Linked DNA regions of Homo sapiens: region 1 is linked to region 2. A link is a loop called in an ENCODE intact Hi-C map of the cell type or tissue named here. Cell type or tissue: PC-9. All regions are shown on one strand. Each heading gives the region's core, and the rest is flanking DNA. Links, peaks and the distances in the headings are about the cores only.

Region 1 (15,869 bases), core at 4,816-12,815, 73 kb after region 2:
CCCAGACTCAACTGCCCAGTGCTTCAAACTGAAATGGCAGAATTTCAGGCAGGCCCAGGGAAAGTGGCTTCTAATTGGCATACCTCTCTCGTCCCTCAAATCACCTATTCCAAAAGGCAGTAAGATCAGCTCTGTCTGAGTGGCTGGGCTTTGTGTGCAAAAACGTGGTTAATGGATACAGTGCCTACATTATTTCTACCATTTCTCAAATCCTGACTCCTTTGCAAACTACAGACATGAAGTTGTTCCCATTTTTAAAACAGGGAGGCTGAGTGTGAAGCTGGAAGAGGCAGGAATATCCGCTAAGTCCTCCGTGGGTGAGGTGTCAGGGAGGTGTTCACATTAAAACTTCTTCTGTGCCTTTCTTTCACTTTGGAAATGACTCACTGTGATTCTAGTCTCTTGGGGGGGCTGACGGGGGCTCCCCAGGGACCCCTGATGACAGCTGACCCTTCCTAGGTCTCTCCATTGGTGCAGTGTCTGTGGGTCTTTGTTCAATGGTTTTTTTTGAGCTATCCAAATCCCAGTCCTTGCCTGCTGCCTGCCTAGCTCTCTGAATGCTCTCGATCCACAGGCAACATCTGCTCCAGAGGCTTAATCCCCCATTTGGAAGGTTTCCCTTCTAAAATCTCTGGCCTGGCACCACTCCCAGCCCTAGTCAGCAAAGAGCTGCAGCGTTTATGTGGCTTTTCCAGCAATAGCTTTGTATGGTGTAGGGGGCAGCTTTGATCTCTGTGTTGCTGGGAAGGGTTGAGAATGGAGGAGGTACAAAGAAGAGAAGAAAGGAGGGCCTGCACACACTTGTTCAGGCTCAAGACCTTGCGCCCAGCACCTGAAGGCTCTGTACAGCCCTGAGGAGTCAACAGGTGTGATTTACACATTTAAAATGCAACTTTGATACTAACCCTCAGGCAGAAATATTTGTCAGTTTTAGGAGTATATTGTGGAATTTGGAGTTAAGGGGGGTGTCTATCAACGCATCTTGTTATCTTTTGGAGTTAGGGAGTGTCTATGAATGTACGTAGTTTTCTTCTAGTTATGAGACATTTAAATATTTTGTGATCGTATTAACAAAGACACTATGTCTACAGTCCTACTCTCTGGATGCCTCAGCTTCGTAGATTATTCTAAAGTCTTGCTGTATAATATGCCTCAGAAGAGGACACGGCTTTTGTGACAAGTGATGACACAGATGCTCAAAAACAAGAAGTAATTTGACAAGGTTACAGAAATTTTGCAGAGAAAACCACATAATTAACAATCCAGGCTGGGCGCAGTGGCTCCCGCTTGTAACCCCAGCTATTTGGGAGGCCAGGGTGGGTGGATCACCTGAGGTCAGGAATTCAAGACCAGCCTGGCCAACATGGTGAAACCCCATCTCTACTAAAAATACAAAATTAGCCAGGTGCGGTGGTGTGTGCCTGTAATCCCAGCTACTTGGGAGGCTGAGGCAGGAGAATGGCCTGAACCCGGAGGCAGAGGTTGCAGTGAGCCGAGATCGTGCCATTGCCCTACAGCCTGGGCAACAAGAATGACACTCTGTCTCAGAAGAACAATAAAAAATAAACAACAACAACAAAAAAAAATCCAATGACTCCCAGACCCCCCAAATTTAACAAACTCAAGGACCCAAGTTCCCCATGGGTCACCCTGGCCTCAGAACCCTGCAGCAAATCCTCCAGACCCTTCTATCTTGTCCCAGACCCCAAGAGCCCTCACTCCCTCTTCCAGCAGGCCCATCTGTAGCCTTTCTAGAGGCACCGAATGTTCAGTTTGGGAATCCATCCTGGGATCTCTCAGACTTCCCCACCAAGACACACACTCTGACTCTAGCCTTCCTAATGTCCAGTTCTCCCTAGAGCCCCTTGGAGCCACAAGTCTCAGCAACACCCACCCCCAGCCCACCCCAACCTGTACAGGACTGGCTCTTTCACTGGGTCCAGGAATAGGATTCAGTGAAAACCCATTGCCTCTGACTGGTTGCCTTCTGCAGCTTCCCTAGGGGACAAGAACACCTCCCGGGCTCTTGCACCTGCACTCTAGAGGCCTCATTTTTCTCTCCCTGAAACTGGCATTGTTGGATGGAAAAATGGTCTCACACTCCTGATGCCAGCCCTGGATAGAATCCTCTGTCCCCATAAGGCCCTCAGTGCCAGTGAGTGGTCCTCCCCTCCCATTGTCAGTTTGGTAAGGCACTGCTTCCTCTCCATTCCACATGAGATGATTTGCAAGAATCAGAGCTTGGAAAAGATATCTGGGGTTCAGTGGGGGCCATGCCCATCCACCCAGAAAGACAGCCACTTGCATGTAAAGTGTGTGTTCTTTAGATTATCTCTTTGCAATCTTGGGGTCTTAACTGGCTGTTGGCCCAGCACCATCTGTAACTGTGTTTGAGTCTGAGTGTCTAGGAAAACCATGCTTGTTTGCAGTCTGCCATGGTTCCCTCCACTCGGCACTGCCGTATACCTCACATGTTTACAAGAAGCTGCTGTAGAGGATACAGTTATCTGGCTGACATCTGAACATTTTTAAAACAGAGGGCTTTATGGTGAGTGAGGCAGCTCATTTTCAGTCAGATCTTCTCTGGGAGGTATGAGGAAGGTATTCTCCAGCAATTGGTCCCCTCCCCAGGGACAACCATTGTTAACTAGTCTTTGTACCTCTATGAGCTGATCTGGATTTCAATCTTGATTCCACTAATTATCTAGGGCTAAAAGAGGGTAGGTGTAAACCAGTGCTCACCTCTGCTAAATGAATTCTTGATAGGCATCAAACATCTTTAAAATCTCCAGTTAAATTATTGTCTGTTCTTAACAAGGCAAAGCAGCTAATTTTTTTTTTTTTTTTTTTTTTTTTTTTTTTTTTTTTTTTTTTTTAGACGGAGTCTCGATCTGTCACCCAGGCTGGAGTGCAGTGGTGCGATCTTGGCTCACTGCAACCTCCACCTCCCGGGTTCAAGCAGTTCTGCTGCCTCAGCCTGTCGAGTATCTGGGATCAGAGGCATGTGCCATCACACCCGGCTAATTTTTGTATTTTTAGTAGAGATGGGGTTTCACCATGTTGGCCAGGCTGGTCTTGAACTCCTGACCTCAGGTGATCCACCTGCCTTAGCCTCCCAAGGTGCTAGGATTACAGGTGTGAGCCACCATGCCCAGCCGGATATCATTTTTTTTTAAATGGGGGTTATACATACATATATCTGCTGTTTGTACTAATTATCGTTTGAAGCATAAACAAGAACCTGATTTTGGTGCCACTAAGTCGGGAAACTGGGAGACAGGAGTCACTGGAAGACTTCCTTCTTACTGTATATCCTTTTGTATTGTGTGAATGTTTTACATTTGTATGGTTTCTCTTATCCAAAAATAAACTTTTTAAATGTAAAAAAAAAAAGTGGGGGGCGGGGGGCGGGTGCAGTGGCTCATGCCTGTAATCCCAGCATTTTGGGAGGCCAAGGCAGGTGGATCACGAGGTCAAGAGATAGAGACTCTCCTGGCCAACATGGTGAAACCCCATTGCCTCTGACTGGTCGTCTCTACTAAAAAACCCACAAAATTTAGCTGGGCATGGTGGCGGGCACCTGTAGTCCCAGCTACTTGGGAGGCTGAGGCAGGAGAATTACTTGAACCCGGGAGGCGGAGGTTGCAGTGAGCTGAGACCGTGCCATTGCACTCCAGCCTGGGCAACAAGAGTGAAACCCCGTCTCAAAAAAAAAAAAAAAAAGAAAAGAAAAGAAAAAAGAAAAAGAAAAAAATACAGAACAAAGTCCACATCCTTTAACCCAGTAATTTTACTTCTGTGACTCTATCCAAATGAACCAATCAAAAATGTGCCACTTGTAAGTAGTGCAACATGAGAAATACACAATATCTCACATTGGGGGATGTCTCAATAAGCTATGGGAAAATATATGAAGGGATTTTATTCAGACAATGGAAAGATGTTTACATACAGTTCTCGACATCACTATAAAATGCTTATTGTGTTAAAAGAAGGATGGTATTTACTTATGTATTAAATATGTAACTTAGGTTTGTGCAAGCACTGTTTTTAGTGTTTATAACTACTATTGGCTCATTTACTCCTCAAATAACTCTCTGTGGTAGACACTAATATTACCCTCATTTTTTGGATGAGACTGAGGGATGGGAGGTGGAATCCCTTGCTCAGAGTCACACAGGTAATAAAAGGCAGATCTGGGATCCAAGCCCAGGCCAAGCACCCAGAGTCTGCCTCTAGCCCCTCTCCTCCACTGCCTCCCTAAACATCTAGACAAGCATAGACACATCAATAAAATCATGCATATGCACAGTATGATTTCAGTATGTTTTCTTTCTTTTTCTTTTTTTTTTTCTTGACAGAGTCTCAGTATGATTTCAGTATGTTTTCTTTCTTTTTCTTTTTTCTTTTTTTTTTTTTTTGACAGAGTCTCAGCCTCCCAAAGTGCTGGGATTACAGGCGTGAGCCACCACACCCGGTCCCAGTATGTTTTCTTAAGCCTAGAAAAGAAATTATGCCAAATGTCATCAGTGATTGCCTATAGTAGATAAGGGATTTAAATGATTCATTTTCCTTTTTCTAATGCTTTTTTTCTACTTTAGATATTGCACATATCTCTTTTATCAATGAAAAAAAAGAAGAAAGAAGTAAAAGAAATCTAATTCCTTGTAACTCCTTCCCACTGACCCTAGATTTTTCTGGAGGCAGTGCTTGTGCCTCCCCATATCTCCTCTGCCAGGAGTAAGTGGTTTTTCCGCCCCATCCTGCTCACTGTCCTGGTGGCAGTTCTCCAGGCGAGACAGTCTAATTTGTCCATGTGCAGCCCGGGAGCATGCAGATCTCCTGGTGGGTCTGACCAGCACACAGGGGAAAGAGTCCATCCCCTTCTCCACCCCAGACACTACTTTATCAGCGCAGCACAACAAGATCGTGTTAACTTTACCAGACCAACTGAGACTCCAGCCTCTCTCACTCAGCCCAGTCCAGGCAAGTCCACAGTACCCTGGGCCCAAGCACAAGACCTGACATTTATCCTAAACAATTTCTTGAAACTCAGTCTAGAAGCACAGCTCACTTAATCCATTCAAGTTGATGCTGTTTCTCAAAGATGCCAAACCTACCCCTGCCTACAGGCCTTCCCCAGACACTCCCCACCTGGCTCCCTTTTGCCACAGATGTCAATTCCTAAGAGACACCTTCCCTGGCCATTCAGTGTAAAATGGACTTATCCTATTGCCTCACTTTATTTTTATTTATATTTATTTATTTATTTATTTATCAACTTCTTGGGCTTAAGCGATCCTCTCATCTCAGCCTCCCAACTAGCTGGTACTACAGGCGCACGCCACCATGCCCAGCTAATTTTTTTTTTTTTTTTATAATCAGGGTCTCACTACATTGTCCAGGCTGGTCTTGAACTCCTGGGCTCAAGGAATCCTCTCACCTCAGCCTCCCAGCGTGCTGGGATTACAGGTGTGAGCCACTGCACCTGGCCATGACTTTATTTTTCATAGCACTTCTGTGAAATGTTTTAAAATTGGTTTACTTCTTTATTTTCGGTCTCCTTCCTAGGATGTAAGCTCCATGAGAGCAGGACTTTGTCTGCCTTACCTCACATGTCGCCCAACACTTGGAAGGAGTTCACTAAATCTTTGTTGGATGGATGGATGGATGATGGATAGCGGAGTGGAGTTTGTCAGTGCTGGTGAGACCCTCAGACGGTTTTCCAAGCCCAACTCACCGCATATTAGCTATGTGACCTTGGGCATGTAGCTTACCCCTGCCAAGTCTCTGTTTCCTCATCTGTCACCTAGGGACATCATTCCTACTTCTTAGAGTCATCATGAGAATTAAATACAATGCAAAAGTGTGTGGCAAAGTGAAACAGGCCAGGCATCTAAATGCTAACTATGATGATTTTCATTATCTCTCTGCCCAGATTAGTGTCATCTTTGATCACTCTATCTACATCCAAGTTATCAATATCCCTTCAATGGCACAGCACTCAGGACAGCACTGCCACTAAAGATGCCACCATCTGGCTATGCTCTAATCGGGCATATGTGTCCTCATCCCATCTGCAGAGGGTCTACAGGGGCTTGCCTCTTGTTGCCAGCACTGCCTGGCTCTGCAGCCTACTCAAGAAAAGAAAATGAAAGCAGCCTGACTCCATTCGTCATGATTCCTTCTTTTCCTTTTGAGGCTCACAGACAGACCGTTGGCCAGCCTCGCCCAGGACTGACGTCAAGTTCATCTTTTGCCCTTGTTTGGGCTGGGTCCTCTGGCCCAGCGATGGAACACTTGTGTACCTTCACCTGGTGCCCTGGGCTGCTCCAGACCCTGGCCTCTGGCTGTGCCAAAGCAGGAAGGACAGACTCAGGGTGTTGCCTGTTTGCTCTGGTGGGGAGAGGCTAAGAATCGCAGTGACGTAGGGAGAGAAGAAAGATGGACCCATGTGGCAGGAGATTGTGCTCAGGGTAGAGTCAGCAAAACACTGACAAGATTCCCCAAAACTCTGGCCAGAAAGTGCCTGAGATCTCCGTTTTTAGATTCTGTTCTTTAAAGATACTTCATCTGTATGTGTCCTTGAGTAGAAGGCAAGTTCTCCTTGAAGGGGACACGTTTCTCTGCTGTCATCTTAGGACAACTTCTTTGAGAAGGAGACTCTAGTTCCTGCAGCCATTTGAGAAGGGGGCTGGAGGGGCTGAGCCAGGAGGTTTTGGGGGTGAGGCCCAGGTAGAACTTTGTGGCAGGGAGTGCTGGGGTGTGCACCCACATGGGCCACCCCACAAGTTGATGGGGAAAGGGGGCAAGTAGGGAGTACAAGGATGGAAGGGGTTCTCTTCTCCCCACCCACTTTGCCTGGCTGACTCCCATTTGTCCTTCATATCTCAGTTTCAGCACCAATTCCTCAGGGAAGCCCTGCAGGCCTCAGAACAAGTGAGATCCCCCTGTCATTCCCTCCCAGAGCCCACACTTTTTATCCATAGCTCTTACCACAGTTACAGTTAAGGCTGTCGCAAGGTGTGCGGGTATCTCGCCTCCATCCACGAACTCTCTGTGATGGCAGTGGCCAAGTCTATCTGTTCACCACTGAGTCCGAGCACCCAGCCCTGGGCCTGCACACAGTAGGCACTCAGCCATATGGAGTGTTGTATGAATGAATACATGAATGGAAGAATGGACAAATATAACTGGGAGGACACAGTGCAGAGGCACTGCAGCCCCTTCTCATTTTTCGCTGGCCTAGTTGGACACAGAGGACTTGGGTAAGCGGGGGGAGGCTGACATTCCATTTCCTATGCTGGGGCAGGGGAAGCTGGTGTTTCCCAAAGATCCATATTGTCATTGTTCCAGCTGCATAATGAATAACAGCCGTTCCTCCCCAAGGAGGAAGTCATTTTCCGAGAATCAACATAAAACCCACAGGAAAGGAAATAAACATTTAATGCTCACCTACTATGCCAAGCAGTTGGGTATCTTATTTGACTCCCACAACCATTCTGCAAATCAATTATAATTCTTATTTTTACAGATAATGCAACTGAGGCTCAGAGACAATAAACAACTTGTCATGTTCATTTTTTAAAAAAAGAAAGGCCAGGCACGGTGGCTCATGCCTGTCATCCCAGCACTTTAGGAGGCTGAGGCAGGGTAATCGCTTGAGATCAGGAGTTCGAGACCAGCCTGACCAACACGGTGAAACCCAGTCTCTACTAAAAATACAAAACTTAGCCTGTCATGGTGGTGCACACCTATAGTCCTAGCTACTCTGGAGGCTGAAGCAGAAGAATTGCTTGAACCTAGGAGGCAGAGGTTGCAGTGAGCCGAGATGGCACCACTGCACTCCAGCCTGGGCAACAGAGTGAGTGAGACTCTGTCTCAAATAAATAAATAAGAATAAAAAAGAAAGAGCTGAAATTTGGATACATGTATGTGGTTCCAAGCCCATGCTGTTTCTAGTGTACCAAGCTTTGGTGGCAGAGGGTGTCATGGTAAGACATCCCTAGTTCTCAGTGTCGGGGGAGTGCCCACGGCTGACTCCTTGCTTGCCTCTCAAAAACTGAAGGCATAGATGGGGAGAATCTCCCAAAAAAGGAGGAAAGCAGAAGAGTATGAACAGAGAAGTGGGACCGAGTGTACTTCCATTTATTCCTCAAACTCTCACTGAATATCTATGTCAGACACAGGGGCTGGGGAGGAAATGTCATAAAATACAGGTCCTCTCCTCACAGAAGTCACTGTCTAGTAGGTGAACTGGATAAGAAAATAAAACATTACAATTCAGTAAGTTTGCGGTTATAGGGGGTTATTATTTATTCCTTTTTTATGTTTGAAGTTATTTTTTATCGATGTTTTTTGTTTTGTTTTGTTTTTTTGAGACAGAGTCTTGCTCTGTCACCCAGGCTGCAGTGCAGTGGTGCAATCTCGGCTCACTGCAACTTCCGCCTCCCAGGTTCAAGCAATTCTCCTGCCTCAGCCTCCCTAATAGCTGGGATTACAGACGCACACCACCACGTTTGGCTAATTTTTTGTATCGTTAGTAGAGACGGGGTTTCGCCATGTTGGCCAGGCTGGTCTCGAACTCCTGACCTCAGGTGATCTGCTCACCTTGGCCTCCCAAAGTGCTGGGATTACAAGCATGAGCCACCACGCCCGTCTCACCCAGGAGTTTTGATACCACACCTAATCACACACCAATTTTGTTGATTCTCTCATACCTTGTCTCTACATGCAGATGACCAGAGGAGGGACGCCACCTGGTGGTAAGAGTGTGGAGTGAGCATTGAGTTCCCTTCTCAAAATTTGCCTCCAGTAAACAAAATAATCCTGCCTTCTAGTCAACCCTATCAAAGAGCTGAGCATCAGGGAAAAACTCCGATCTCCAGGAACAAATGACAAAAAAAAAAAAAAGTAGAAGGCACTGTTTCCAAATGGAGCAGAGGAACTGAAATCCAAGTTAGAGACATGATCTATAAACACACAGGAAAGCAACCAAAAGAAAGCTTGGATTTGCTCATCATTTCATCTAAATGTAGTGATAATAATAATGACTTTCCACTTACTGCGTAATACTACGTTCCAGATGCATGGGTACACTGTGCTGTGTGCTGAACATATTTAATCTCCTTTAATTCTCAGCAACAACCTTATAAGGGAGATATTACTATACCCATTTTATGGGGAACAAATGTCAGTTCAGAAAGTTTGAGTAACTCCCAGGATCACACAGCCAGGACCTGACAAGCTGGGATTTGACTTCAGGTCTGTGGACTCTGAAACTCATGATATTAACCATTAGGTTAGACACCTGATAGATATGGCCATTCAACAGGTTGAAAGTGGATCTCATCATCTTTGCTTCTCTTCCTCCTCCACTTCACACCTCAGCGAACAGCACAACCTGTCCTCCCCACACCTATCCAGTTGACCAAGCCAGACATCCAGGCAGGTTTGTTTTTGTTTTTGTCTTTGTCTTATGTTTGAGACAGAGTCTCACTCTGTCATCTAGGCTGGAGTGCAGTGGCACCATCTTGGCTCACTACAACCTCCACCTCCAGGGTTCAAGCAATTCTCCTGCCTCAGCCTCCCAAGTAGGTGGGGTTACAGGCACCCGCCACCACACCCGGCTAATTTTTTATATTTTTAGTAGAGAGGGTTTCACCATGTTGGCCAGGCTGCTCTCAAACTCCTGACCTCAAGTGATCCGCCCACCTCAGCCTCCCAAAGTGCTGGGATTACAGGCATGAGCCACTGTGCCTGTCTCACCCAGGAGTTTTGATACCACACCTAATCACTCACCAATTTTGTTGATTCTCTCTCATAAATTCACATTTTTTTCCTATGCTCTCTATCCTCACTGCTGCTGCCTTAGTTCAGGCCATGCCCATCTCTTGCCTGATTAGAGGGTCTCCCAGCAGTCCCTCTGCTTCCCAGCACATGTGTGATTATTTATTTATTTTTATTTATTTATTTATTTTTTGAGACGAAGTCTCACTCTGTCACTCGGGCTGGAGTACAGTGGCACGATCTTGGCTCACCGCAACCTCCGCCTCCCGGGTTCAAGCAATTTTCCTGCCTCAGCCTCCTGAGTAGCTGGGATTACAGGCACCTGCCACTATGCCCAGCTAATTTTTTGTATTTATGGTTCCACAGGCTGTACAGGAAGCATGATGCTGGCATCTCCTTGGCTTCTGGGGAGGCCTCAGGAAACTTACAATCATGGTGGAAGGCAAAGGGGAAGTAGGCACGTCTTACATGGCTGGAGCAGGCAGAAGAGAGGGAGCAGGGAGGTACTACACACTTTTAAACAACCAGCTCTCATGATCACTCATTTACTCACTATCACGAGAAACAGCACCAAGAGGATGATGCTAAACATTCATGAAAGACCATCCCCATGATCCAATCACCTCCCACTAGGCCTCACCTCCAACACTGGGGATTACAATTGACATGATATTTGGGCAGGGACACAGATCCAAACCATGTCATCCCTTTAAAGAAGTAATTAAGGCTGGATGTGGTGGCTTATGCCTCTAATCCCAGCACTTTGGGAGGCCAAGGGAGGATGGCTTGCAGCTAGGAGTTGGAGACCAGCCTGATCAACATAGCAATACCATCTCTAAAAAATAAAAAGTAACTAAGTTAAAGTACAGTCATCAGGGTGGGCCCTAATCCAATGTGACTACTATCCTTATAAGAAGAAATTAGGACACAGGAAACAGAGGGACAAATGTGAAGACATAGTGAGAAGGTGGCCATCTGCAAGCCACGGAGAGAGGCCCCAGAAGAAACCAAGCTGCTGACATCATCATCTTGGACTTCTCGCCTCCAGAACTGTGAGAAAATACATTTTCGTTGCTTCAGTCACCTAGTCTGGGGCATTTTGTTACAGCAGCCCTAGCAAACTAATACAATCAAGAAAGGAAATCAGACTCAGCAAGGCTGAGGGACCCACCTAGCGCTGTCTAGCTCCTTAGTAATGCATTCATCACATTCTGCCTGTGACCACTCTCTTATGTTGATTATCAGATAAAATAATGGATTTAACTCTTATTATTTAACTTCTTGAGTGTTTGGGTCTTATTGCTCCAACTGGCACTCAGGGTAAGGGGCCTTGTCTTCCCCTTCTCAGTATTTGCAGATATCCTAGCTGAGCTTGGTGCATCTTAACAATAACTTTTTGATGCATTTCTTGTTGTTGTTGTGTGGTTGATTGACACATTTGGATGGGTAAAAAGGAGCCTGATGGCTGGGCATGGTGGTTCATTCCTGTTATCCCAGCTGCTTGGGAGGCTAAGGTGGGAGGATTGCTTGATTCCAGGAGTTTGAGGCCAGCCTGGGCAACATAGCAAGAACTCATCTCAAAATAAAAGTAAAAATTAAATTTAAAAGGAGCCTGATGGTAAATTCCTGATCCCCAAGAGACACATACAAAGGTAAATTCCTGATCCCCAAGAGACACATATTCTGCCAGTGATCACACATATTCCCAGAAGTAGAATATGACTCATCTCTGAATGTCTAAATATATATATTGGGATGACTGGTCTGAGGCATCATGGAAGGCAATGGTGCATAATGTTCTAAATTAGAATTGTCCATTAAGAAGAAAAAGGAGGGGGGGCTAGGCACAATGCTCATGCCTATAATCCCAACACTTTGGGAGGCCAAGAGGGGAGGATTGCTTGAGCCCGAGAGTTTGAGACCAGCCTGGACAACATAGTGAGACCTCATCTCTACAAAAAATTAAAAAATTGGTGGGCATGGTGGTGCATGCCTTTAGTCCCAGCTATTGGGAGACTGAGGTGGGAGGATCACTTGAGCCGTGGGGGTTAAGGACATAGTGAGCCATGATCGTGCCACTGCACTCCAGCCTGGGCAATAGAGCAAGACTCTGTCTCAAAAAATAAAATTAAATTAAAATTAAGTTAAAATGTAAAAAGAAAGAAATACATCAGTGCGTGTGTGTGCGTGTGTGTGTGTGTGTGTGTGTGTGTGTGTGTGTGTGTGCGTGCATGTTGGCAGGCAGAGGCACGGGGGAGAGGCCAGTGGGAACAGTGGCTGTGATGCCAGTGTAGCCTCTCTGAAATGGAAGGGGCCTAAAGGGACTGAGCAGAGAAGTGGCTTATGCCAGAGGCAGATGGCCCAGCAGGAGAGGCAGAGACTGGAAACAAGCCTGGCTCCTGAGCACCAGCCTGTTCTTTCAAGCACAAGCATTTCACAGAGGAGATGCCCATGGGGCAGCACCCCTGGTTCCTGGTCATACTCAGGAAGGAGGACGCTTCTGCAATATCATACAAAAGGCTGGTGGATGGAATGAGGTGCAGCCCTTCACAGAGTGAGAGAAAAGCCCATTGGATTAATCATAAGGCTCCCTCTACATCTCCGCAGTGACGCAGCTTCACAGTTAAGGGCAGGCTGGGCCTCTCCTGTCCCACGAGACAGTTCTTAAACATGAGCATCACCTGCTTAAGAAGCCTAACTCTGAAGATTCACCAAAGCAGCTTAATGGCTCAGGGTACTTTAGGTAGTTTTATGGTACACAGAGTGGGCAAAGTAGCACTACTTAGATCTCATTTCCTCTCGATGCATCCAGCAGGAGGGCTACCACTTACTGGACCCTAAGCAATTGAGAGCAGAAACAGACAAGAACCTGTCCTGCAGCTTGCAAGTCCCTGCCACCTACACACCAAAATGTAACAGTGGTGGTCTTTCAGCAATGATTTTTCTACACGTGATTTTTTTTCCTTCCTTTTCCTGTACTTTTTCATTTCCTCTTTTGATGAACATATATTACTTCATTAAAGTATGAAATAAAACACTTTACTTTTAACAACTATTACCTTTTACCTGCTGGTTTGTGTCCTAAATTTCTTCTTAAGGCTTTAGTCTCAGAAATTGGGAATGGTTACACATTAAGCTGTATATAGTTCTGGGTCCAATCAAGATACAGAAACCACATAGCAATTTAAACAGAGAAGCCTAACACAAAGAGGTATGAAGCTAACGGTTCCCCAAGGCTGAAGGAGAGTATTCAAGGAAGGACAACTTGGAAGGAGAGTTCCCTCCTCAAGACTGGGGAGCTGGGTGCAGTGGCTCATGCCAGTTATCCCAGCATTTTGGGAGGCTGAGGCAGGAGGATCACCAGAGGCCAGGAGTTCAAGACCTTGTCTCTACAAAAAAAAAAAAAAAAGATTGGAGTTCAGACCTCCTTAGAGGAGGTATTGTTACAGCCCATTGGGTGACACAGAAGTCTGCCCAGGGCAGAGCCACTCCACAGCTGTTGAGCAAGCAGGAAATTATAGGTAAGCTGAGGCTGGTGGGAGGGAGCCAGAGTGCCACTACGGGTATGAGGCCTGGAACACCTGGTGTCCACCTCAGGAAGGCACTGGAAGGTGGTCACCAGGCCTGGGCCGGGGCTACAAGGTCACCAAGGGGCTGTTATGGAGATGCAACTGGAGCAGAGTACCACAGACGTTCCCACACAGCTGTACCACCACTAACCACACAGCAGGGGCAAGAAAAAGCAAATAGCACCGCACACAGGATTGGGAAGAGTAACCCCCTTCCTCCTGCAACATTGCCCTGGTTCCCCCTACTGGCAAGCCTTCATATTGGGCTCACTGTCAGGCAGAAAACGCTTACAGCAAACGCTTACAGCACATCACCCCAGAGAAGGTACTGTAGGGTGAACTTGGAGCTATGAGGCAATACATTGATGACTGGCCCAAGCTGTTATCAGTCATTAGGACAGGGGTTGGCAAAGTGTTTCTGCACAGAGCCCGATAGTAAATACGTCAAGCTTTGTTGAGTCAGACAGTGTCTGTCCAAACTACTCAAGTCAGCCATTGTGGTGCAAAAGCAGTACAGATACTATACAAACAAATAAGCATGACTGTGTTCCAGTAAAACTTGATTTACAAAAACCAAGCAGTGGATCTGGCCCACAGATCATAGTTTATCAACTCCTGATGTAGAACTTTAGAGTGAAAAAACCTCTGTTCTGCAAATTCGACTCTACTGAGAGGAAGGAGAATGGATGAGCGTGAGTACACTGAGCTGAAGTGGGTGGTGGGGGCTGTGCAAAAGGAATTTAAATGGAGATGATAATGTCTACACTGTATTTGTCTAGATTAGTGAGCTAGTAATATTAAAGGACCTAATGGTGTACCTAATTGTTATTATCTGTAAGGGTCTGTGTAAGGCAAAATAACAGTCCATATTGTGCCTTCCTTTTTGAAAGACGAAGTTGAGGCTCAGAGAGGTTAAGAAACTTGCCTAAAATCACACAGCCTGGAGGAGCTGAAATTAGAACTACCCATCTGCCTTTTTTTTTTTCTTTTAATGAGACAGGATCTCACTCTGTCGCCCAGGCTAGAGTGCAGTGGTTGCAATCCTAGCTCACCACAATCTCAAACTTCTGGGCTCAAGTGATCCTCTCACCTCAGACTCCCACAGTGTTGGGATTACAGGTGCCAGTGACTGCACCCAGCCCCATCTTTTTGCCTCCCAAGCCCACATTTTTTACCATCATATCCACTATCCCCACTCATAAGAAGCAGGTGAGTGTTCCCAAATTGGGCTGCTGTCTTTACTGGGTACTATAATAAAATTGGATTTAACACTCTTAAATTACAGCAGTCTAGAGCTCCCAACCTGAAGTGAAATCCATCTCCTGAAATGTCCAAGGCACTTAAAGATGAGAAGTGGGAGATACCTGACAATTCGATGGCACCGCATTGACTACCAAGTCAGTTCCAGCAAAGTGGCTGGATATGTTGGTGTCCTATTTCAAGGCCCCCTTCTCCTGCCCTCTCCTTGCATGACCTTCCCAGATGCAGAATCATTCTTTAATCAAAGGTAGAACATTTGTCGGGCTTCCCCTTAAGAACTTGCAAATACTGCAGATGTTGATTCTCACCATGTCTGTAAGATAAGGTTTATCAAAATAAATGGTAACCAGCCGGGCGCAGTGGCTCACTCCTGCAATCCCAGCACTTTGGGAGGCTGAGGCGTGTGGATCACGAGGTCAGGAGATCGAGACCATCCTGGCCAACATGGTGAAACCCCATCTCTACCAAACATACAAAACTTAGCCAGGCGTGGTGGTGTGCGCTTCTAGTCCCAGCTACTCAGGATGCTGAGGCAGAAGAATTGCTTGAACCCGGGAGGTGGAGGTTGCAGTGAGCCAAGATCGCACCACTGTACTCCAGCCTGGGTGACAGAGTGTGAGACTCCATCTCAAAAAAAAAAAAGAAAGAAAGAAATGGTAACCATTGTATCACTGCTTACTGACAATGTGCTGGTCTAGGTACTTTGCATATAGCTGTTCCAGTTCTGCTAACACTCTTGGAAGGTAGGCATTATTGTCCCTATTTAACAAATGTGAAAACTGAAGGATAAAGTTAACATCTACATAGTTTTTCCACAGCCATGATTAGCCATTGAGGGAGGCAATTTAATAAGATTCTATGCAAGGGGGGAAAATGAGGTTTGGAGAGGCCAACTTGCCCACCCTACTCATCTCCATCTGAATCTACATGTCTACAGACACTCAGTTTGGTGTGGAAATATTAATACAATGCATGTGATCCACTTCAGAATCAGACAGAGCCAGGTCCAAATCCCAGCCCCACCTGTACTAGCTTTGTGACCAACTGCTTTTCTCTATTCAGAGCAATTTTTAATGTCATTTCTACATGTCTTTTTTTTTTCCCCCCGAAACGGAGTCTCACTCTGTCATCCAGGCTGTAGTGCAGTGGCGCCATCTCAGCTCACTGCAACCTCCGCCTCCCAGGTTCAAGCAATTCTCCTGCCTCAGCCTCCCAAGTAGCTGGGATTACAGGTGCCTGCCACCATACCCG
Region 2 (15,869 bases), core at 4,614-12,613:
CAATAAACACAAAGGTCCCGCCCTCTCCCAAGGAGACATGTGTCTACTACATGGGAAGAATTGATCAAGCCCTTTGTATTTCATAGAGTGTCACTTGTTACTCAGAATAACAAAGGATGAAGCAGAATTATTTTATAGCCCTGTTTTTACTTGGTCATAACTTCCTGAAACACATTTTGTGCCCCCTCCCCACTGAAATACCAAAAATACTTTTGTGATTTAAAAAGAATGAAAAAAAAAACTTGGCCAAGAAATCTTGAAGACAATCTGTTTACCTTCCCTGCACTACTTCCCAGAATTTTGGATGACTAAACAATTCTCCTTTAAAAGATCTGGTTACTGGCAAAGCTAATAAGTCAAAGAAGTTAAACAAGAAAAAAATCTCCATCACCAGGGATGCCAATAAATCTAGGTAGAAAGGGGCTCCTAAAAGAAGAAATACCAATATAGCTACGAAAAGCAAGAGGAAGCAAAAGGACTACCAAATGGGAAAAAGATATTTCTTATTTTTTAATTCTAATGTTATATTCTCCCAGTTGTGTTTTGGAATCATGTAAAATGCAACCTTCCAATCACATCACTGTGCTGACGAAATAAAAAATGTCTTTAAAAGAACAGATCCTTGGCATTCTCATATTTAATATGTAAAGTTTCAAAACTGACTCCAAATGTTCCTAACAAATAGCATCCCTGAGGAATATCAGCTCTGAAATACCAACAGGGTAGCCTCCCTGAAGAGAACAAATAGTTCACAGTGAGATCACTTAGCTGATCTCACTCCAGCACCAACATCTCAGAAGGGCATTTACCACTCTTTGCTACTCGTCTTCATGTATGGGAAACCAACATGTGTTATTTGAGAATTTAGGGACTCAGAAAACCTCACGAATATCAAGGATCTAACTCTACTCAGTATGCACTGAATTGATTCAAACAGAATCCAAGAGATATGGAAGAAACAGGGAGCACGTTCCAACCTGAGTCTGTCTGAACCAAGCAGCTGTGGTGTCATAAAACCAGAAGTGTGGAATGATATCAATTGGTGCTAGGATCTGATCTTCCAATATGGGAATATTTATTTGTGTACCGAGCAATGTTCCAAATGCCTTACATATACTATCTTATTTGATCCTCACTACAATCTTATAAAGCAGACATTATCATCCCCATTCTGGTGAAATACAGACAGTGAAGTCACAAAAATTATCCAAGGCAACACAAGCAGCAAGGAATGCAAGCAGTATTCAACCCAGACAATCTGACTCCAGAGTACATGCTTTTCATCAGACTATGCAGTCATTCCAAAAAACAAGGTGAAGAGTTGAAGCATAATGGTACCTAGATATAATACTCAGTTATACTCATGATCTCAGTGGCTCCATGAGAGCTGCAGGTGGTATTTACTATTTTGAGGTGTACATGAATTGAATCCCACTCCACCTCATAAGAGACAGCTATGTGAAGAAATCCTAGGGACAATCCTGTTCTTAAAAAGTTATAGTCAGTCAGGTGCAGTGGCTAATGCCTGTAATCCCAGCACTTTGGGAGGCCAAGGCGGGTGGATCGTTTGAGCCCAGGAGTTCAAGACCAGCCTGGGCAAACCCAGCAAAACCCATCTCTACAAAAATATTTTTAAAAAACTAGCCAGGTGTGGTGATGCATGCCTATAGTCCCAGCTACTCAGGAGGCTAAGGTGGTGAGGCGGGAGGATCACTTTAACCCAGGAGGCAGAAGTTGCGGTGAGCTGTGACAGAGCCACTGCACTCCAACCTGGGCAACTGAGTGAAACCCTGTCTCAGAAAAAAAAAGTTATAGTCACACCCTCATCTTTCAGTGAATTCGGATTTTCATGTGTTAAATTAGCTGAAGATGAGGTCGATGAACAGGGCTGGAAAGAAGTCAGCAGCCAGGGAACTCCTCATTCACATTGCACCATGGAAACGTTATCTCTAAATGTTTCTGTCCCTCTGGGCCCCAAAGCTAAATCTGAGGCAGGCCAAGGTCTCTCCTGATCTGATCCCAGTCCAGGCAGCCAGGCACACCAGCACAGGCCACCTGGAAGGGCTCCTCACACCCTCTGCAGGCTCCCACTCCCAAGTGATGCACTGCACTCTTCCAGTGGGTAAGAAGTGGTGAGAGGTGTTCATCTGGAAACCTACCTAGAATCATTGAAGACTGAGTGTTAACCCTAATTTTTGTTTTATTAGCATCCTGTGCCTCTCTTTTGCAGAAAGTCGGGTAGGTAAGAAGAATAACCTCTAAGCTGGCAAGTTAGCAGGGTAGTGGGGCACCATTGCTCAGCAGATGGAATCTGTGTTTAATGAGGACTTTAACCCAATAGGGACCCAGTTACGTGGACTCTGGGTTTCTTTTATTAGAAAGTTACAGTGCGAGGGTGGTACCATGTGTTGTCAATGTTTTAAACATGGCACAACAATTAGTGTGCAGAGGGTAATTTCTCAATGCCTTTTCATGACACTAGGGTTCATCGAGAACTATAATGACCCATCCAGCCTCCTACCATAATCTCTAAGTTTTTTTTATAGTCACAGGTAATTACACCATGGAGAGATTACATCACTTTCATCAACAGGGTTTGCAGCTGACAGGAAGATGCTTTGCGGATGTTTTGGGAACTATATCCTCATTTAGCAAACTATTTACTACGTCCCTATTGTTCCTTTCCAAGAATAGAACCACCTTGGCAAACCTTGTGCCTAAACTGGAACCAAACAACCAAGAGCCACTGTAGATGAGAACAGAAACAACCACAGAGGGCCAGGCGCAGTGGCTCATGCCTGTAATCCCAGCACTCTGGGAGGCCGAGGTGGAAGGATCATGAGGTCAGGAGATCGAGACCATCCTGGCTAACACTGTGAAACCCCATCTCCACCAAAAAATACAAAAACATTAGCTGGGCGTGGTGGCGGGCGCCTGTGGTACCAGCTACTCGGGAGACTGAGGCAGAAGAATGGCGTGAACCTGGAAGGTGGAGCTTGCAGTGAGCCGAGATCGCGCCACTGTACTCCAGCCTGGGCAACACAGTGAGATTCCATCTCAAATAAAAAAAAAAAAAAAGAAACAACCATAGTGGGAAACATGGTGACCCAGAGATGACTCTTGTATCCTTTTTATCCATCAGGAGAAAACATCATCTCTTTCTTCCTCCATCAGAATAATTTTCTGGAGGCTGATCTGAGCACTTCAAACAGGAAATACAAAAAACAGGTCTCAGTGAAGCCTGTCACTCAGCACAGGTAGCGTGGCTCCCAGAAAAGACCATAGGCAAGAGTCAGACATACTGAGCACAAATCCCAGCCAGCCTCACCACTTAAAATCATCAGTTTCTGAACAAGTTATTGAACCTGTCTCTGGTTCAGTTTCTCCTTTATAAAATGGTTGCACAACTGCCTAGCTGGGGTGTTCTGAGAGCTTTATATGGAACGATAACAGAGCCTGACACATAAGTGATGCTCTATACACATTAGTTTCCCATTTGTTTTCTCCTCTCAACTCAGTGTACATTCTCTCTGACTCGAGGGTCCTTCCAAGATGAGGTGAGCCAGGGCCACCTGCCAACATCTCTCTGCTACAGGCTAAAGCCAAGTCATCTCCCAGAGAACCTAGTTCTCAACACTTTCCATTTTCAATGAAAACTAACTGCCTGGCTTTCTGTCATGTAGAAATGCAGATGGCTGTTTTCCCTGCTATTCTAAAATTGTTTTAGGTGATTGTGTGATGTTTAACACGGCCTAACATGTCATGGCAACATTTTAAGGGGAAAAAAATCAGAAACAAGTAAAATACTGAGTTTGTTTAGTAAATAAGCTCAGGAAAGAAAGAGAATGCAAACAAAAACTTTTTATGAGTCAGCAAGCCAGTTGGATTAAGATCAAACTATGCAAACATGAGCTTTCTGGAAAGCAATGGGGATTCCTGAAGTAAATTAATCCCTCCTTACTGGTCAAATTTGATAACTGCTCCAAAAATCTCTTATCCCCAACTCAAACAGTACTTTGCACCTTAAGTTTTGTGTTTCAATGACAGCAAAGAATATCAACTGCATAAAAAGTCTACTGCACCTTGTAACTCAACAGTAGGTCACATACCAATTCTGTTGTTGTTATTTGGGAATTACATCACACACTTCATTTTATATGCCAAGTGCCTGCCTTCCAATCATTTTTATTAGTCTACACAACACCAACTTAACATTCTTAAGGATTATTGTTTCTGTTTTGCAAAAGACACAAAGAGGTCATGTGATTTGCCTCAGGTCATACAGCAAGTTTCTTAAGACTACAGGTAAAATGAAAGACTTGGAGACCTGAGAAAGGCTGCTACAGAGAAAAGATCTTAATTCCGCCTAGTCCAAGAAAGGCAAATTGGATAGCATGTGCATAGATTTTATTTTTAATTCTGGTCTATCCACTGCATGGTGTGACTAGGTGTGAAGAATAAGATACGCCTCCTTTTGCCACTCTTAAAAAGGAAACTTATCAATAATTCTCCCCATTTAAAGGAATGACCAAAGGAAAGCTGGACCCAATGCCTCTCTAACACCTTTTCTGCTATAACTGCAAATCTCGAGCTGTAGATGAGAGAAACCAGTATGGAAACTGAACTTTAAACATGATGTAATTTTACTCCAGAACTCTCAAGTACCTGATTCTTCCTACCTTAGACTGTGATCAAAACTGTGATATTTGATGATGAGATGATACAGATTATGATGACTGTGGTATCTACGACCAGAGACGATGCAGACAAATTGTCTCCAGAGGATGCCCAGTTACCTATGTCTAGTGGTATTCTCAGAGTCATGAATGTGCCTGTACACACGCATATAGCCAGGGTCTACTACAGCCCACTGGATAGCAAGGCTGTATATTTTACAAGCACCCACTTAAAAATGTCTCTGAAGTGGGTGTTCAGGAGCAGCTATAAGAACAGGTAAGAAATGCAAGAAGGAGGCCAGGCGCAGTGGTTCACACCTATAATCCCAGCACTTTGGAAGGTAGAGGGGAGAGGATCACTTCAGCCCAGGAGTTCGAGATCAGCCTGGGCAACATAAAAAATTTTTTTTTAATTAACTGGGCATGGTGGTGCATGCCTATGGTCCCAGCTACTCAGGAGGCTGAGATGGGAGGACTGCTCCAGCCTGGGAGGTCAAGGCTGCAGTGAGCTATGATTGTACCACTGCACTCCAGCCTGGCAACAGAGTAAGACCTCATCTCTAAAACAAATAAAAAGAAAAAAGAAACACAAGAAGAGGAAAAGAGGCTTTTCCTGAATTAAACTGCCTTTCCTCGGCTTCAGAGTATCTGAGATCCTGGTTTCTGGACAAGCCTGCTTGGCATGCTGCTTATGCCAGGCACGGCCATACAGGTGTGCTTTGGGTTTCAGGCCTAGAAAGGGCACCTACTCCCCTAGAAGCTACTCCAAAGAAAGGGAAAAACATTGGTAGCAACTTAGTACACAGGATCTAAGCAAAGGTGAACCCCTTTCCCCTGCCAGTACACATGTTTTATGGGGAGTAGAAAAGACTTGGAGGTTGGGGTGGCAGGGAAGGAGCATTCTTTCAGGTGGGGGAGGGGAAAGAAAACAACAGAGCCAACTTTCCCATCCTGGTCTGAGCCCACACTATAAACAGACACATTTTTCCACAGTGGAAAATAATAATCCCTTTATCCAGCCAGTATGGAACCTGATAATGGATTTCGGATCTTGAGTGGGAAGCTGGGAAGGTGTGGGTAGTTGGAAAATGAGGTGGGGAATGGGAGGGATGAAGCCAACAAAAGGGAGGTTAGGGGTAAATAGGATAGCTTAATGACACTAGAGAGGCTTAAGGCAGACATTATGCCACTAACACCACACGCCAGGGCAGTTTCCTTAGAGGAGCCTTGGAAGAGGCAGGTCACAGTGGTATGCCAGGCACCAGGCTAGGTCCTGGCCCTACCATTAGCTGTGAGATTCTGGGCAGCAAGTGCACAGTTCTCTGAAGCCCAAGCTGGTTTTGACTAGGCCTTCCTTCCTTCCTGCTCTGACAGTCATTCCATTCACATGCATACTTATTGAGCACCATTTGTTCTGGGCTGGGGAAGAACCTCTTTTACAAAGACCCAAATATTTTAAAGCCTCAACATTTTAGGCTTTTCAGGCCACATGGTCTTTGTCATAACGACTCAACTCTGCCACTGCAGCACAAAAGCAGCCATAGACAATATATACATGAATGAGCACTGCTGTGTTCCAATAAAACTTTATAGACATTGAAATTTAAGTTTCATATACATTTTTACATGTCATGAAATATCTTTCTGATTTTTCCAACCATTTAAAAATATAAACAGTTAACTGGAAGGTTCTACAAAAGCAGATGGCAGGTAGGATTTGGCCTGTGGGCCAGTTTGCCAACTTCTGCTCTAAAGACACAGTGGTGAATAAGAGAGTCAACCACACTCTGTGGTTCTGCAACTAGCACTTCTAGAGGCCTCCTCTGGTTTTGGGGTGACCCTATGAAAGGAGGCTCTGCTTCATTTTGTTGCACATTGGTATAGCCTGGTCTTCTCTTCCTTTGAAACCTCATATAACCATGATGGCCACATTGTGGGGTCCCAATCATCATGGCCCCCTGGGCTGTGCCAGGGGCTCCTCATGCCTAGGGGGAAAAGGCTTGGGTTAAGTGTCAGAATAGGGTGGAAGGAAAGGCACATCTATATGTTGGTAGTGGAGAAGGCTACAATGAACAAAAAAATCTGTAATTGTTTCTTCCAACAATTCAGAAAAGAAAAGAAAAAAAAGATTAGCTGAGACTGTGCCATTATCTGTTTATGTTGGATAAGTGGGTGGTGGGAGCTGATAGAGAATGAAAGAAGTAGCACTAAACTATGGAGGCTCTACAGCCACAATATACCACTCCCCTACTGTCCCCACCAAAGTCCCCTTCCAGGATCTAGTTCTGAGATCCCTCTCCAGGAAGCACTGGACAAGGAAACTGCCATGTATGTGTTTCTAACAAAGTCCAGTAGGAACACCAGTATTGGTGAGTTCAATGATGATTCTGGAGTGTAGACACAGAGGTAGGTTGTGGCACACCACCCAGAGGCCTACCGTACACACCCAAACATGTCCTTTAAGGACATTTTGTCTAGAAGATCACACAAAGACTGCCTAGAAGGGTCTCTGGAGCACTGTTGAAGGCAACAAGGGCTGTACAAACTCAAAAAGGTTCAATGGGCCGAGCACGTGGCTGACGCCTGTAATCCCAACATTTTGGGAGGCCAAGGTGGGTGGATCACCTGAGGTCAGGAATTCAAGACCAGCCTGGCCAACATGGTGAAACCCCGTCTCAACTAAATAATAAAAAAATTAGCTAGGTGTGGTGGCATGAGCCTGTAGTCCCAGCTACTCGGGAGGCTGAAGCAGGAGAATCGCTGGAACCCGGGAGGCAGAGGTTGCAGTGAGCCACGATCGTGCCACTGCACTCCAGCCTGGACAACAGGGTGAGACTCTCTGAAAACAAACAAACAAACAAACAAACAAACAAAAAGGCTCAATGGGGCATGTCTAGCCCCTGCTAGGGCCCGTCCAGCTCACCATCTTCAACCACAAAGTCCTTAGAATCATCAAAGCATTTACTGAGGGGCAAAGAAGTGACTTTAAATGTTATTCCAGGTAAACCCATTCATCTGATGGAGGGAAAAACTGAGCCCTAGAATGGTTAAGTCGCTTGCCCAAGATCACAACATTTGTAGTGTCAGTGACCGGGTCTTATTTTCACTAAATTACAATACTTCAACTACCCACTCATTCTGAGAAAAAGCGCAGAAAGACGAACAAACAAAAGACAGCTAACAATCATTACATACTTATTTTATTACCTCAATCTTCACAACCACCCAGTGAGGTAGGTATTATTATTATCCCATTCTGCAGCTGAGGAAACAGAGCCTTGCAGCAGTAAAATAACTTGTTCAGAGTCACAGGGCAGGCAAGTAGTGAGAATGGGCACTGAACACAGGCAGTCTGATTCCAAAGTCTGTCCCCTTAACCTGCATATTGTGCTCTGAACCTTACACCTCTGTCCTCCTGATGATGATTATGGCTGGGGGAGAGGGGTGACAAGGTTACCACCAGCAGGCTCCCACACGCCCCTCCTCCAGGTGACTCATTAGACCTCAGAAGGACTGGCTCCCTGCTATATTTACCACAAAAGCCCTCCACCCTCTGCTCTCCCTGAAACCGCCTGCCAGGAGGAGAGTCCCCTGTCCTAGTCTTCGAGAGAAACAATGGTATTAAATATTTTCCCACCCACACACAGAAGGCAGGTCAGGACTTACCGGAAGCAAGTCCGTCTCCAAGCAGGGTGCAAAGGATCACTAGCGGAAGGAACACTCCATGTCCCACGGAGGCCACGGCAAACACTGAGGTGCTCTTTGGTGCTATCCTGCCATGGCACATCTTTTATCCGTCCAAGTTTTTTTAAAAAGAAAAAATTTAAAATCCAGAAGAATCCTAAAGTCGGCCGGGAGCTGATTCACCTGTAACAAACAAACAAGGACATAAAGTGAAAACTTCAGCCATAAGTTAGTTAAAAGCAGCCACTTTGGTAAGGAAGCCATAATCACACACAAAGTTGAGAGAATTCTAGCAACTATTCGAATCCCTGCTGCCAGGAGAGGCAAGCACAGAAGTGGCTTTTCAACTCCTCCCTGGGGAAACAAGGCCTGCAGCGTGCAGAAGCCAGGAGGTGAGCTCTGTCTCACCTGGATGGCAGTCAGGCACAGCAGGGCTTTCAGAAACTGCCCAGCTCTGCCCCACCGCCTGCCTGGAGGCTCCAGCAGAGAGACGGCTATTGACACAGAGCTGCTACACCCAAGTCAGGCTTTGCCTTTGCCACTTGGACTCAGAACAAGTTCAACTAACCAAAAGGAAAAAAAGAGAGAGAACACGTGTCGTAAAGAGAGAATACACCGCCTAGAGAAGGAATGCAGCAGTGGGAGCTGAGGGCCCCAGCCTGCTTGCTAAACTGCCAAAGGCTGATGAGCCGGAGGACCTGACTCGACAGCCGTGAATCTCATTAATCAAGGCTCACCCAACACACCTGTGACCACATTATGTTGGCTGTCCCTGAAAAAGATGAGACGGGGGGAGGCATGGAGAATGGGCTGCAATTGCTAACTAGCCCTACCACCCACCCACTCTAGTTCAGACAAAGACTTCAGAAAAATAGGAACCAGTAGAGAGACAGAGAGAGAGTGAGAAAGAGTGTGTGTATCAGAGCTCAAGACTTTAAAGATTCTTTTCTATAAGCCTTTAGGGAGGTAAATGGGTTGACGATACATTACAATACATTATGGTGTGGGCCTATTATATTTCAGTTAACTTATTTAATTTCATTTGCCAGTTATTTTAGTTTACAACAGGTATTCCATATAATATTACACTTCTTTTTTTTAAGTTACACACACACACCCCCTTCTCCATTAATAAGGCTTTATATGCATAGATTAGGGAGTCTGCCATCTATAACCCTAATAAAGGATGCCCCTGGGACTCTGCCAGGGATACTACCCAGATCTGATTTTGTTTTTTTTTTGAGACACAGTCTTGCTCTGTTGCCCAGGCTAGAGTGCAATGGCACAATCTTGGCTCACTGCAACCTCCACCTCCCGGGTTGAAGTGATTCTCCTGCCTCAGCCTCCCAAGCAGCTGGAATTACAGGTGCCCGCCACCACACCCAGCTAATTTTTGTATTTTTAGTAGAGATGGGGTTTCACCATGTTGGCCAGGCTGGTCTCAAACTCCTGACCTCAAGTGATCCGCCATCTCAGCCTCCCAAAGTGCTGGGATTACAGGCGTGAACCACTGCACCTGGTACCAAATCTGATTTTAATCTGTGTCTGAAGCATGACTCAGGCCTACTCTCCCCTCCTAAAGAGGGTAACTGAAAACAGCAACGTAAGTTGTCTCTGTCCAAAGCAAGACTCTCTGTGAGAATTGTCAAAGGTTCATGAACAGAGCTGGCCACTGGTCCTCACCCATTTCCCTCTAATAATTGTGACTATAGCAGTCTTCTGTCCCCAGGTTTCACCCAGACTCCAGTTTGAGCCTTTAAAACTGTAGAACAGGGATGGTTCATGCAGAGGTCTGGGATGGAGTCTGTGAGTGACCACCAAACAGTACACAAAACTGTGTGTCGAATGTGTGCCCATTTATGTGGCTAAGAACAGTAAAGTCAGAATGCCTGGATTCAAATCTGTTTCTTTATTATGACCTTGTGGTCAAGTCATATAACCTCTCTTAGCCTTAGTCTCCTCATCTGTAAAATAGGGATAGTAACCATACTAACTTCGTAGAGTTGATGTAAGGATTAGGATAGACAAAGTGCCTGGCAAAGTGCTTGGTGCTTTGTAAGTCCTCAGTAAACACTGGCTGCTGCTGCTGTTGTAATCATTAATAAGACCTGCACAGTAGGGGCCTTAGAGTTCCTCAAGTTCCACCATCTCATTTGACAGATGCCAAATTAAGGTCCAAAGTGGTTAAGGGATATACTCAGAGGCCCCAGCTGGTCAGTGACAGAACTGGCAATGGGCCCTTTGGTATTGCTGTTTTAGGTGCAGTCACACCAGGTAACCCTACCGGGCAGTTGTCATCCCCTCAAGGCAATAACCAGTGGATCATCAAGAATGACACCTGCATGTGCCACATCACAGCACGTGTATAAAAAATATTTAAGCAGTGAATAAATGAGGCCACATAAGGTAGTGCTTAGGTGTTTTGTGCATAAGTGGTGGTAGTCAGGAAAGACTGCCTAGAGGAGGTGATGCTGAGTCCTAAAGGATGTGAGAGGGAGGGAGGGAGGGAAGAATGGAGGAATAGGGAGGGAGGGAAGAATGGAGGAAGACGGAGGGAGGGAAGAATGGAGGAAGAGGAAGAGGAAGGGAAAGGAAAGGAGGAAGGAAGGAAAAGAAAAAAAAAAGGAAGCACCAAATACAAGTGGATCAGAGTACTATGGGAGCACATTACTCCTGGCAGAGGCTGGAGGCAGGGGCTAAGCAGAGGGGTTTAAACTTTACCCTTACAAGGATTCTAAACAGGGAAATTATAAGACTAAACTCATTTAGGAAGATCATACTGGCAGGGATTTTAGAGGATTTTGGTGGGGTGTGAGGGGACAGGCAAGGGAAGAGCAGTGGGGCCGGCCAAATGGTAAAGAATCTTAAATTTAGTTTTTTGGCGTTTTTTGGTTGTTTTTTAAAAGACAGGGTCTCACTCTGTCATCCAGGCTGGAATGCAGTGGTGTGAGCACAGCTCACCTGAACCTCTGGGCTCAAGCAATCCTTCTGCTTCAGCATCCCAAGCAGCTGGGACTATAGGAGCACGCCACCACACCTAACTTTTTTTTTTTTTCTTTTAAAGAGAGAGGATGTCTCACTATGTCGCCCAGGCTGCTCTCAAACTTCTGGCCTCAAGTGATACTCCTAACTCAGCCTCCCAAAGGGCTGAAATTAGAGGGATGAGCCACTCTGCCTGGCTAGCATTTTATAATCAATATAGAATCCTTCGGAGAGCAACTTGTTAATAACTATTCCAAAAAAATGCACATATACTCTGACTTATCAGTTCTAGAATGTGCCCTAAGAAATCACATGTGCAATGACATATATGAAAGATATTCATGTATTGTTTGTAAAGGCAAAAGACTGAAGTAACCTAAAAGTTCATGAAAGGGGAGTATACTTAAATAAGTTATAGTACACCCAATATAATGGAATACCGTACAGAGGTTTAAAAAGAACAGGGCAATTCAACCTGTGCTAATATGGAATGACTTCTAAAATTAGTATGTGAAAAAAATAACCTGGGTATATGCATGTATTTTTGAAAGACAGACACACACACACACCCCTATAAGCACGGAAAAACTCACCTGGAATAAAGCATAAGAAATTGGTAACTGCCGGGCACAGTGGCTCATGCCTATAATCCCAGCACTTTGGGAGGCCGAGGCGGGTGGATCACAAGGTGAGGAGTTCAAGGCCAGCCTGGCCAAAACGGTGAAACCCCGTCTCTACTAGATATACAAAAATTAGCCAGGTGTGGTGGCGGGCACCTGTAATCCCAGCTACTCAGGAGGCTGAGGCAGGAGAATCGCTTGAACCCAGGAGGCGGAGGTTGTGGTGAGCCGATATTGTGCCACTGCACTCCAGCCTGGGTGACAGAATGAGACTCTGTTTCACACACACACACACACACACACCAAAAAAAAAAAAAAAAAAGAAATTGGTAACTAATGGTCGCCTTCAGGGAGGGGAACTGAGTGGTTAACGGGGAAGGAGAAAAAAAATTTTTAACTGCATATATTCCCTTTTACTATATTGAGTGTTGTACTTTGTACATGTATTATCTATTCAAACAAAATGTTAAGTTAATGTAGCAAGGCCTTCCTATAGACCACTTGTCTCCTCTCTCAACAAACTGCCATTAAAACAAATCCCAAAAACCTAATTGCTCCCTCTACCAGGAATAGAGTCATTTTAGGGGCTCAGCACAAGGGTCATCTAGAGGAATTCTTTCCTGACACTTCACACCACACCCACCTCCAACGTAGAAATGACCCCTTCTTACCCTGCTATGACTGTACCTTTAACAGGTTATTGTATCTATTTGTTTATCTGTCTCACCACACCAGGCTGAGACTTCCTTGAAGGCAGGGACAGTGAATTACTCAACTCGGAATCTTCAATAGCCAGCACAAGGCCTGGCATCTGACAGGCAGGTAGCAAAGGTCTGCCAAAATCATGAATACTGTGGGGAGGAGCCGGTATGGAAATGGAGCAGACAAGATGTACATGTATGAGTTCCTGATCAGTTTTAGGTTTTTTGTTTGTTTTTGGTTTTGCTTTGCAGGAATAGCTGGCTCCTCCCTTACTGCTTAAGCAGCTACCTGAGTCGAGGAACCAATTCCATCCTGAAGCCTAAGACGGGACAGGTGCAGAACAGACGGGGTGATGGAAATGAGGGCTTTGCAAAGAAAAGATAAATAGAAGGTAGTCAGTGGGGTGTTTATATGTAAGGCTAGGCCAAGGGTTACTGCTTCAGAAATAAAACAGAGGAAAGCTAACCCCTAAATCTCCAAAGTATTGCCCAGAATGGGAGAACCCAGCTACTGTGGAGAAAGGGCCACAGTATAAATCTAATCATTTTAAGAAATAATCTGCCTTGAATATAGAATTTAAAAAAACAAGACTTGTCCTTGGATTGTGGCTTTAGTACACCAAGCAAAAAAAAAAAAAAAAAAAAGTTTCACTAGGTATTCATTATCCCTAGAGAAATACTGAGGCTAAAACTTTGTTTAAACAAAAAGAATCCATTTCACTTCAGTATTCCTTTGGCATGTTAGTGACTACTCCTCCTAATTAAAAAAAATTATCACTGAAGAGGAACCTAGAACTAAGCATCAAGTTCAAAACTAGCACTCGGCCATCCTCACAAGGAATATCACATCTGAACTTAGAGCTGAGACAGAGGAGAGGGCCTCAATGACTCAGTCCCACCTCCGCCACCAGCCAGGGAGCTGGTCATGAAGGCTCTCTGCCTTCTGTTTCCACATCTGAAAAAGGCTCTAAGGCCACAGAATTCTTCACCGCTTCTACCCTTCTCTTGCTGTAATCCATCTCTTACCCCAATAGCCGGCTTTCCTCTTCAAAACACAGGTAAGGAGAGTCACCGTTCTGATTTTATTTCTTGGGAACTAGTGCTGCTGCCCCAACACCTGGTGGTAGCAGGAGGCCTCAGCTCGACCGTCAGCCCCAAAAGGGCAGCCTCTCCCACCTCTGTAAACCTAGAATATCAACAGCTGGGTGACTGCCCTACTGAATGTGATGTCGTGGACACTCACTTCCTGTCCGTAAGTTCCTCCAATGAGGAAGAAAACTGCCCTCAAGCCACAGCTCTGACCTTGAGGAAGTCACTTACTTCATCTCTGCCCCTGTTTCCTCATTTGTAAAATGGGGCTGTTACTTGCTTTGACTATCTCCGTAGACTCTGTTGAGGCTCAAAAGGAACAAAATATGAGGAAATGCTTTGTAAACTAGAAACACCTGGGGCTTATGTTTATTGTCTTAGCCAGAAGCCAAGACAGCAGAGGGCTGAGAAATGATGACACGCACGGTGGGCTTCTGGTAAGGGCCTGCAACACAAGCCCAAAGTTCACATGGTTTACTTGCTTGTTGTTGCCACAGATGCTTCCAAGTTAACCCAAGAGCCTGCTAATAAGTTTAAAGGTGCCCTGGAGTCACCTTCAAAAATGGCTCTGGCCTTGGGAGGCAACAGCAGCAGCAGCTAGGGCCAGCCAGGAAACAGCCAGGGCCCAGATCTCCTCAGTCCACGTGCCTGGGGCCCACCCCTGCTGAGAATGCCATAGTCCTGCTGAAGGTGCAAGGTCATCTCACACTATCAAACACTATCAAACACTTCTCCTAAAGGCAAGAGGGGTCTGATTCAGTCAAGCGTGGCTCCCAGGTGCTGCGTGGGTAAAGTCAGACTCCGTTTACATGTAATTTTTATTTTTATTTATTTATTTATTTATTTTTTCCGAGACAGAGTCTCACTCTGTTGCCCAGGCTGGAGTGCAGTGGGAGTGGCACAATCTTGGGTCACGGCAGCCTTTGCCTCCTGGCTTCAAGTGATTCTCGTGCCTCAGCCTCCTGAGTAGCTGGGACTACAGGCGCACGCCACCATGACTGGCTAATTTTTGTATTTTTAGTAGAGACAGGGTTTTGCCATGTCAATCAAGCTGGTCTCTAACTCCTGACCTCAAGTGATCTGCCTGTCTCGACCTCTACATGTAATTTTTAGAACAAATTTTTTCCTAAACCATGGCTCCTCTGTCCATTAGTTAAGAGAGGGAACTGGGATGATAAAACCAACATAAATCCTTTTCTTGCCTCAGACTAATCTAGACAGAGGATAATGGTAGTAGTGGTGAGAGTCCAGAACAACAGAGTTTATTCCTTTAATTAACTATGTTCACCAACCTTGATCCTGCCACATGATGAGAAAGGACAAAGAACAGTTCCAGAAACATGAACAGAAATTAACCCGCTAATTACATTTCAGGTTGTAATGATAACAAGTCCTAACACTTTGAAGTCCAAAGTTCCCCAGAGGGGTGTGATAAGTAAGAGAAATGACTAATACAGCCAAAGCTGCCCAGGCCCTTCCTTAACCTCTCTTTCTTCCCTGCAACATCTCCCCTCTGTACTCCTACTCACCCTGAAATGGCCAGGCTACAGTATCAAAACATATCTAAACACTTATTGGACCTTAATGCCTCCTACCCCCCAAAATTCAGTTATTTATAGATGCCTTCTATCTTCTCCCATTGTGGATCAATGGATTCTTCCAGTCCTACTAACTTCTATATCTTCCCCTTTCCTTTTTGCCACTAACACTTGAGTGCTTCGACAGCCACATATTTTACCGGACTCTGACATCCTTTCAGGCCAGAATATTAACTTATCCATTTCCTTTAATCTCCAGCTCCTACTTGAAAAGGCAAACATCAAACTCCTGTTAAAATCACACAGCCTCCAAATCACAAACATTACCCTCAGCTTTCCTCTTAAGCCACCTAAGCCATTACACAGTGTCAGAGGTTTTTTTGAATTGCTTTGATATTCCCTGCGCCCTTGTCTTCCACCCCCAGAATTGCTCACATCATCTGGGCAACACGCTTTCCCCAACTTCAGACAACAGGAAAGCCAGCAGACACACTACCACCCCACCTAAGTCTTCTCTTTAACAAGTCTCTAGCACCTAACAGCAGGATGACTGCAGCAGGGACCTGATCACAGGACAGG

What was found. A loop is a pair of places that touch in the nucleus more often than their neighbours do. Peaks named below come from ENCODE experiments on the same cell type or tissue, not always from the same donor. Only the 100,000 strongest peaks of a DNase experiment are listed, where the experiment ranks them.
Region 1: a loop joins it to region 2, with 5 times the contacts of the local background. A loop is called at or near these places in 2 of 110 quality-filtered maps.

Annotation. Positions count from the first base shown.
Region 1 is chr14:69,578,063-69,593,931 of GRCh38, reverse strand. No RefSeq gene overlaps it. Among named protein-coding and RNA genes, the nearest start is that of CCDC177, 11 kb to the right of the region's middle. In PC-9, for the core only: CTCF peaks have their summits at 8,528 and 8,729 (motif pointing left); a DNase peak (open chromatin) is centred at 8,731.
Region 2 is chr14:69,651,187-69,667,055 of GRCh38, reverse strand. It overlaps SUSD6 (sushi domain containing 6), which reads right to left. Exons shown (of 6, transcript NM_014734.4): 2 at 8,343-8,543. The coding sequence starts at 8,463. Among named protein-coding and RNA genes, the nearest start is that of SUSD6, 48 kb to the right of the region's middle. RefSeq lists an enhancer at 8,577-9,357. In PC-9, for the core only: no CTCF peak of the experiment used is centred there; DNase peaks (open chromatin) are centred at 8,225 and 8,915; H3K4me3 peaks cover 1,024 bases; H3K27ac peaks cover 3,344 bases.